Regions from separate parts of the Homo sapiens genome. Here region 1 is linked to region 2. A link is an interaction called in ENCODE POLR2A ChIA-PET data of the cell type or tissue named here. Cell type or tissue: K562. All regions are shown on one strand. Links, peaks and the distances in the headings refer to the core of each region. The heading gives the core; the rest is flanking DNA.

Region 1 (4,380 bases), core at 212-4,211, 150 kb before region 2:
CTCCAGAAAACGCGGCCGGCGCCTGCCTATGCCCTGAGCCTGAAGAGCCCCCGGCGCCGCCCGCCCCGCACTGGGCCCGCCCCTCCGGGATTGGTGCCCTGCTAGGGGTGGTTGCCTGTGACGTCACCGGACGCGCCCGCTTCTCGCTGGAGTGCGCACCGAGCGGCAGTGACTTCGCCGCTGCTGTAGTTCCCCGGCTGGATGCGGTGACTGGTGCCAGTGCTCAGGCGCCCGCTGCCCTTGACCTCCCGCCCCGCGAGCCCTAACTCAGCGCAGGAGGACCGGCTGCCGCCGCCGCCGCCGCCAGGTAGACCAGGCCTGGCTGGGTTAGGCCAGAAGGGTGTCCCTGGCGCAGGTCTCCCGCGGAGGGCAGAACTAGAACCAGGTTCCCGGCCGTTTCCGACCACACGGATGGGGCGGACCCATGTGAGCCCTCACTAATTGCAGGGGACGAAGCTGGGCATATGGGGAAACTGGGGGTTTCCAGGCGAGTGGACGGTGGGATGGGATCCGACGTGCACACCCACGTTTCAGGCTACTGTTTCCACCTCACGTCGCCGCCCCTTTGCTTATGGACTCTTGCAGAGTTGGATTGAGCTCGGACTGTGTGACATAGTGGTTGTTGCAGAAGCCCCAGGGCCACTTTCTGACTAGTACCTTGGGCACCTGACGTCATCCCTTTGAGTCTCAGTGTCCTCTTCTGTAAAGTGAGGGCGCTTTACCTGAGGGGATTGCTGTAAGGTTGGAATGAACCTGCATGTGTGAGTCATGTGGGAAGGGAACAGTCAATGGGGCCTGGGGTTCTCTTGGAGAGCTGGTAACCAGCCTCGTCCCTGAGGCAACAGCCAGAGGGCGCCTGTAGTTTCCCCACGCATGGCTGTTAGCAGGGCCTCTGCAGGATCTCCTGTGGGAGGTCCCTACTTCTCACTACAATCTTTAGGGCCTTTGGAGGATTTCCTATGGAAGGTCCCCACTTCTCACCACAACATTCTGGGTTAAAATGTCCTTGGTAGGAAGATGGGGCTGAAGCTAGATTTTCTTGCTTGCATTACAAGCTTCTGAACCAAGGACTTCAATGTCACCTGGACTTGGATTCACATCCCAGCTCCTTCCCTTCCTAGCTTTAAGACTGTGTAACCTTGGGCAAATCCCTTAACCGCTTTAAGCCTTAACTGTTTCATCTGTAAAATGGGACTAACAGTACCTACCTTCCACAAGCGTCAAGAATTAAATCAGGCCTGGCGCGGTGGCTCACGCCTGTAATACCAACAATTTGGGAGGCCGAGGCAGGCGGATCACAAGGTCAGGAGATCGAGACCGTCCTGGCTAACACAGTGAAACACCGTCTCTACTAAAAATACAAAAATTAGCTGGGCGTGGCGGCGTGCACCTGTAGTCTCAGCTGCTGGGGAGGCTGAGGCAGGAGAATGGCGTGAACCCGGGAAGCAGAGCTTGCAGTGAGCCAAGATCGTGCCACTGCATTCCAGCCTGGGCGACAGAGCGAGACTCCATCTCAAAAAAAAAAAAAAAGAATTAAATCGGACATTGTAGGTAGAGCACTTAATAGTTGGCATTCAGCGGCAGCAGTTACTGTTATGTTAGCATGTGGAGTGTCTGAGTGTGTGCACTTTGGCTCGAACAGCCTTTTGACAGTGGCACAGTTGGTGCTTGTGTAAGATAGCAGGGCAGAGAAGTCAAAACCCTCGGTTTTCTAGTCAAACTGGTGGGCCACAACAGTGGTGACCTAAGTCTAATGAGTCTTTCACTGAACAAGGCAGATTGAATCTCCAGGCGAGGACCAAGAGTCTGGGGCTCAGCTGCCTCAACATTTTTGGGCATAGAAGGCTGTACAATACAAACAGCCTTTGTTGTAAGAGCAAGGAACCATTCAGGGAAGGCACCATGTGGTAAGGAATAGTGGCCAGAATTGGATTCAGAACAAAACAAGAGAATAGTGTTTGTCTTTAAGTGGAGCCTTGGACTCAAAATAGGACCTGAGCTCTGTGGATAATTTCTTTTTTTTTTTTTTTTTTGGAGTTGCTCTGTTGCCCAGGCTGGAGTGTCGTGGCATGTTCTTGGCTCACTACAACCTCTGCCTCCTGTGTTCAAGTGATTCTCGTATCTCAGCTTCCCTAGTAGCTGGGATTACAGGCGCCTGCCACCAGTCCTGGCTAATTTTTTTGCATTTTTAGGGGAGACAGGGTTTCGCCATGTTGGCCAGGCTGGTCTTGAACTCCTGACCTCAAGTGATCCACCCACCTCGAACTCCCAATGTGCTAGGGATTTCAGGTGTGAGCCACTGCGCCTGGCCCTTGTGGATACTTTCTAGGTGATTTGAGGAGGAAAGGCACAGCCATGTCTCCTAAAGTTAACAAGCACTAAGCTTTCCCAAGTAGTGAAATGTCAAGCCTCTGCTTCTGTCACTTATTTGTTCATTCAGCAGAAAGTCACTGAGAGCCTTCTGTACACCAGGCACAGTGCTGGGCAGTGAAAGAGACAGACATGTCCCTGGATCCAGGGAGGAGATGACCAAGTGATGGCTGTCAGGCCCAGACCTTGCTGTTTGTCTGCAGCCTCTTCCCTCAGGCAACTTGTTCTCTATCAGGAGAAATGAAATAATTATTATCTGGAGAGGCAGGTGGGGGCGCTGCTCCTAGAAGACAAGGACAGCCTGGTAGAGGTTCTAGCTTGATCATGTGAGCAGTGGAAACCATTTTAAGTTGGAGGTTAACAGGACCAAAATAGCATTTAAAAAATGGCTTATGGCCACTGTGAAGCCAGTTTCACCAGCATCACTTGCCCATGCTGGGCTGCCACCCAGCTAATTCCTGGTCCTGCTCATTTAGCCCAGCTCAGCTCACATCACTTCCTCCAGAAACTAGACAAGGGTAGAGCCCCTGACCATCTTCACAGCATTAGTCCTGATAGCTGAATCTTACGTCACTTGTTAACATCTGTGACCTGTGCAGGGAGAATGGCAGGGCTGAGTTTCACCTACATTGTTTCCCCAATACCTACAGCAGAGCCAAGCACAGTGGGAACTTTCAGAAAGCACTGGTTGAAGGAACACTGGAATCCCTGGGACTTACTGCGTAGCATGTAGTAGTTGCTCCTGTAGAAAAGTTTCACCTTATGAAGAATAGCAGGTAAAATACAAGCCTGGACCACTTCCCGTGTGGTATGCAGGGAACGGTTGATGGGGCAAAGGGCCTTGGGCTATATAGCCCTAGGAATTTCAGAGATCCTGATGATGGCTCTGGGATCCTCCGTCTCCTGGATCCTGCATTTTTCTCTGCAGGCTCTGATGGTGGTGTCTGGTAGAAGGTTACTCACAGCTCTGCTGCAGGCTCAGAAGTGGCCCTTTCAACCCTCCAGAGACATGAGACTAGTGCAGTTCTGGGCACCCCACCTGGTGGGGCCTCACTTGGGCCTGGAGACAGGGAATGGTAGAGGGATTATCAACCTCAATGCCTTTGACCCCACACTCCCAAAGACAATGACGCAGTTCCTAGAGCAGGGAGAGGCCACCCTCTCAGTGGCAAGAAGGTAAGTAAGTGGGCAGCATCGCCCTGACACAGCTGCCCTGGTCCCCCCACATCCTCCCCGCTCTGGGAAACAGCACCAGCAGGTAGCTCTTTTGCAAGGGAGCAGAGTAACCCCACCTTTCCTTTTCTCCCATTCTCTTAAAAGATCCTTATAAATCTTATATAATAACATCTTCAGTTTTCAGAGGAGAAAACTGAGAGCTAGGGGAGGTGATTAACAATTTGAAGGCCATACATGTGGTGCTGGAACCAGGACTCTATACTTCATCACACTGCCTCCTCTGGGAATGAAGTCCTGGACTGACTGACGGGTCTGGGCCCGGGGGTCCTAAAAGGCATCTTATGCAGCTGGGGGAGTGATATAGACTCCCAGCTCCTACAAGGAGAGAGGACTGCAAGGAGGTTTTCTATAAGACACTTGGTTCCTGGGTTTGGACTAGATTAGGTGAGAGTGTCCCTGAAGCCTGGACTCCTATAGAATCTGGTCTAAGGAGCTGATGAACAATAAATTAAAAATACTTTAAGATGTCATTTTCATCTATTAAAATGGAAAAAAATACAAATGTTTCACAGCTCACAGTATTAACAGTATGTTCCCATATTGCCATAATCTGCAAAGATTGGAAAACTCCATGTCCCTCATTAGGGACTTGGGTATATCTCTATAGAGCAGTAATATGCAGCCACAAGAAATAAAGAGGACACTCTCTATGTATTGTTACATATTGTTAAGCAGAGATCTCCAAAGTCAGTTGTTTTTTTAAAAGATGTGAATAGTATGCTATCATTTGCATACAAAAGGGTGGGAGAAGAATATCCATAGAGTAGCTGCGAA
Region 2 (4,380 bases), core at 75-4,074:
AAAAAAAAATCACACTTCTCATCAGTTTCACATCACTTTGCGGGACAGGAATTACTTGCTATTCCCATTTGGCGGATGAGGAATTTTTTCCCCAATGTCAAGGCAGAACTGGGACTCCCGCCCATCCTTTCCTCGTTAAGGCCCCTGGGCTCTGTGCATTAGTCCTGCCTCTCCGATGGTGGTAAGGTCCTCCAAGGAAGAGGAGGCCTGACATGCCCATGGCCGCACTGCCACCCATGCCCCTGGCACCATCTGACCTTGGTTGGAGCCCAGCAGTCCCCCACCCCCACCCAGTGGAAACAGAACAGAAATGCGTGTGTGCCCAGGACCCGGGGCATGGGACCTCACATGTGGCTACAAATTAGATGGGCTACAGATTAGTTGTGGGTTAGAACCCCAGATGGGTTCACCATCTTCCAGGGGCTGGGGAACCCCCTCCACCTTGGCTGAGAGATGAGCCCACTTCAAACACACTTTTACCTTTTACTTATTCTCCAAAATTTGTTTGGAATGATGACATAAAATATGAGAAAAACAAACAAGCACTGTTTTTTAAACCAGAAAAGCAGAGAGGTGGTTAACTCCATGCCACAAAAGGATCAGAGACCCGGCATGTCATGTGCCCACACCAGGGCCCATGTTGGGGTGACTCCAAGCAGTGTGACAAACTGGTTTGGGGGCTAATGTGAGGTTACAGCAGAGGTTTCCCAAACCAACCAGTTGGTTTCAGAATCAGCCAGGCCCTGTTGTCTCCTAACCAGACTATGATAACAGCCACCCCCAGGTCCTGGGCACCTGCCTCTGCCTCTCCCGGCCCCGTCTGCCCACCCCCTCCCATCACAGCCCAAGTCTTCTTCCCCGAGGGAAATCTGAGTCCCAGCTCCCTATAGTTGCCTCTGGGATGCATCCACACCCTTCAGCAGGGAGTCAAGGCCCCATCTTTCTTCCCCTTATTTGATTCATGTTCTTCAGCAAAGCCCAGCTTAGTTCTTCCCACCACCCTGTGCCCATGGCCCCCAAACCACCTTGCTCACAGCAGCCACTCTGTCTGCAATGCCCTTCTTGTGGACTCAGAATGCCCTCATGCCCGCCTCCCTGGGGCCAGCACCAATGCTGCCTCCTCCAGGAAGCTTCCCCGTCACCCTGGCGGAGCGTGGTGGCTCCCTCTTGGGTGCCCTGCAGCTCTGTGAAGCCCTCAGGGACTTGCTGTCCCATGGGAGCTGCTGTCATGCAGCTGCTTCCAAGCAGGCTCCACCCTCTTGGATGTCTCCCTCTGTCCTCACCCCAGGGATTCTCATCAGCCCTTCTTTACAGATATGGAAACTGAGGCTCAGAGAGGGAAAGTGAGTCATGCTTGGTGAATCCTAAGCAAGAGGCTGGAGGGGCAGAAGACATGTCCTGTACAGGCTGCCCAGAGCCATGCTGCCTTCCCCCACCCTCAGCAGAACCTGCCTGCCCCCAGGTCAGCCACCGTCCCCCCAGGAGGCCCCCATGCCTGAACACAGGGGTGGCCCCTGCCAGAGCCACACTGGGCAAGTAGGGCTGTGGACAGGACCAGTGCACAGCCATGGTTCCCACAGGGCAGAAGGAACAGGTTACAGAAAACCACTGGGCTTATCCTCAGCCATCTCCTACCTCCCCAAGGAGCCCTTGGGGCCTGGGGACAGGTCAGTAGCAGAGGAAGGACAAGGGGCTTACAAGCATCTTGGCCCTGGCATGGAGTCGAAAATGGGTGAGCAGGTGGCCACATGGGTTGGGGACCACAGGGCCAGGCAGTGTCCGGCAGCCCAGAAGCCCTGAGCTGAGGCTAAGCGGGGCTCTCCCCACACCCCACCCTATAGAGGGTGGAGGAAGTTCCCTGCTGGGTCCAGGGCTGGGACAGTGACAGGCCCCAGCGGGGAGAAGGCCCCATAGTCCCAGTCCGCCAAGGGAAATAGAAACTGCTCACACGCCAGCAGTAGGGCGCACACGGGGTGCCTTCCCCTCATGGCGTGCAAGGAGGGGTGGCCCCTCTGTGTGGGCGGCGGCAGTGCTGAATCATGTCACCCTGCCCCTGCCGCTTCACTGGGAAAGGGGCCCCAGCAGCACCACCTCACCCTGCTGTTGTCGGAACTGAATGAGCCACCATCCGGGAAGGTGTTTTGGAAGCTGTGAACGGCCTGCCATACGTAAATAATTAAAATAATGAAGGAACAACAGACTCATGAGGGCAGGCAAGTGGGCTGGCCTCCCAGCACAGGGGGCAGCCCCCACCTATAGGGAGACCCCAGAAGAAGCTTTTCTTCTGTCCCCCAGCCTCTCTCCAGGCATAGGGCTCTTCCTGGCCCCTCTGCCCATGTGTAAGCTTCTCTCACAGCCGAGGACAAAGCCTTCCCCAGGACCCTCCTGCTCTGGCACCTCTCAGCCTCCTGGCCCTTGACTCCTCAACTTTGGATCCTGTGGGGCAAGAGAGGGCAGTCAGGGAGAGCAGAGGCCCCATGGTTGTCAATTCAGGGGGAGCGTCACAGACAGTGCCCCCCTGCCCCACCTAGCTGGGCCCCTTCCTCGTGCATCTCCGGGCTGCTTATGCTAAGAGAACCTTCCTCCTTTCCCTGATCGGCAGCCCCTTCTGTAGGCTCCATGCAGCAGGTGCTGGGACAGAAGAAATCCATGCTGGTGCACTGCAGCCGTCTGCTCCCGAGAGGGCCGCCTCGGGACCTGCTGCCCAGCACGGGCTCGGGCAAGGCTTGCTGAGAGGCTCAGGGCACGGGGGATCCAGGAGTCCAAGGTGGACCCAGGGGGCCTGGCCGCCTGCACAGCCCCTTCTTGTCCTAGCTTGGCAGGAGGCCCTCAGACCCTGGCCAGTGAGGTCCAGAGAGTCTGCACTGGGACAGCCCAGTCACATCAGCGGCAAGAAGAGTCGCGAGAGAGCCAGGAGCTGGGTCACGAGAGGGTGTTGCTGACTGTTTTTGGCCCCAGCCCCTTCTTGCCCCTTCAATAAACTTCTCCTCCTCCACCCTGGAATTTCCCCAGGAGGATCACACACATTAGAGGGGCGCTGCCCAGAACTAAGACCTCCGTGAGACTCAGCCATTCAACACATATTTGTGGAGCAGCTCTTATGCGCCAGGCACCGCTCTGGGCTCTGGGAATGCAGTGGCTTTGCTGGTTACTCTCTGTCCCCTTCCCCTTCCCAGACCCGTTCTCCTCCCTGCTCTGGGCCCACAGGCTGCCATGCACGGACAGTCAGGTGGGATCTCTCACTCTCTGCTTCCTGACTACTCAGCCAGAAGGCACCAGGAGGCGAAGTGGGGAAAGAGTCTCGAGGACTTCTATCCCTGCTCCTCCTCTGCCCTGACACCAAGGTGTGGGCCGGGCTGGGTCCCTCTGGGACTCCCGTTCCCATAGCTCGGCCCCTCTTCACAGCCCTCGCTGTCCCAGACTCTGACAACATCTTCCCTCTCCTTGTTCTCCCAGCCCAAAAAAGAAGAATGGCCTTGTGGTACAGTGCAAAAATGACTACAACATTTTGACGCTCTTCTATCAAGAGGTGGAGTCCAATTCTCCACAACACATCAAGGACACAGGACAGCCCAGCCTGTGGCACAGGTGCTTTCTCACACATCCTGCCCAGACGCCCACGGTTCCTGGTACTGTGTGTTTGCCCTCGCTGCAAATATGCCCGATTTGTTCAACTACAGCTGTGTTCCTCGTGGTCTTTGGCTGGAGGGAGTTGAGAGACCCCACCTCTATCCTGGTTCCAGCCTCGCCCCTCCTCCTGTAGCATCCAGAATGAACTTTCTAAGTTTCTAAATTGCTCTGCTGGAAACCTTTCAGTGGCACCCAGGTATGTCGGTAGCAGTTCGATTTGGCTGACAGGACAGTGGCCCAGGGTTAAGTGGGGACTAGGAGCTCAGGCTGGTATGCAGGCTCTCCTCCCCAGAACTCCCAGCATATAAAAACTATAAAAACCCTAGAAGAAAACCTAGGAAATACCATTCTGGACACAAGCCCTGGCAGAGACTCCAAAAGCAATTGGAACAAAACCAAAAATTAACAAATGGGACCTAATTAAACTAAACAGCTTCTACACAGCAAAAGAAACCATCAACAGAGTAAACAGGCAACCTACAGAACAAGAGAAAATATTTGCAAACAATGCATCCAACAAAGTTCTAATATCCAGAATCTATAAGGAACTTAAATTAACAAGCAAAAAACAACCCCATTTAAAAAATGGACAAAGGGCTGGGTACAATGGCTCATGCCTGTAATCCAGCACTTTTGGAGGCCAAAGCAGGCAGACCACTTGAGGTCAGGAGTTCAAGAGACCAGCCTGGCCAATATGTGAAACCCTGTCTCTACTAAAAATACAAAAATTAGCCAGCTGTGGTGGCTCGC

Evidence for each region. ChIA-PET counts read pairs that join two places held together with the same protein. Peaks named below come from ENCODE experiments on the same cell type or tissue, not always from the same donor. Only the 100,000 strongest peaks of a DNase experiment are listed, where the experiment ranks them.
Region 1: POLR2A ChIA-PET joins it to region 2 with 7 read pairs; 1 of 35 experiments calls an interaction of 5 or more read pairs at or near these places.

What each region holds. Positions count from the first base shown.
Region 1 is chr2:96,010,426-96,014,805 of GRCh38, forward strand. It overlaps LOC124900512 (fumarylacetoacetate hydrolase domain-containing protein 2B-like), which reads left to right and starts at 319. Exons shown (of 4, transcript XM_047446740.1): 1 at 319-3,546. The coding sequence starts at 3,197. It also overlaps the pseudogene FAHD2CP. RefSeq lists an enhancer at 1-37 and a silencer at 1-67. In K562, for the core only: CTCF peaks have their summits at 855 and 2,633; no DNase peak of the experiment used is centred there; H3K4me3 peaks cover 495 bases.
Region 2 is chr2:96,156,004-96,160,383 of GRCh38, forward strand. No RefSeq gene overlaps it. Among named protein-coding and RNA genes, the nearest start is that of DUSP2, 13 kb to the left of the region's middle. RefSeq lists enhancers at 1,268-1,357, 1,537-2,075, 1,887-2,181, 1,898-2,307, 2,468-2,607 and 1 more. In K562, for the core only: no CTCF peak of the experiment used is centred there; DNase peaks (open chromatin) are centred at 1,988 and 2,368; H3K4me3 peaks cover 196 bases.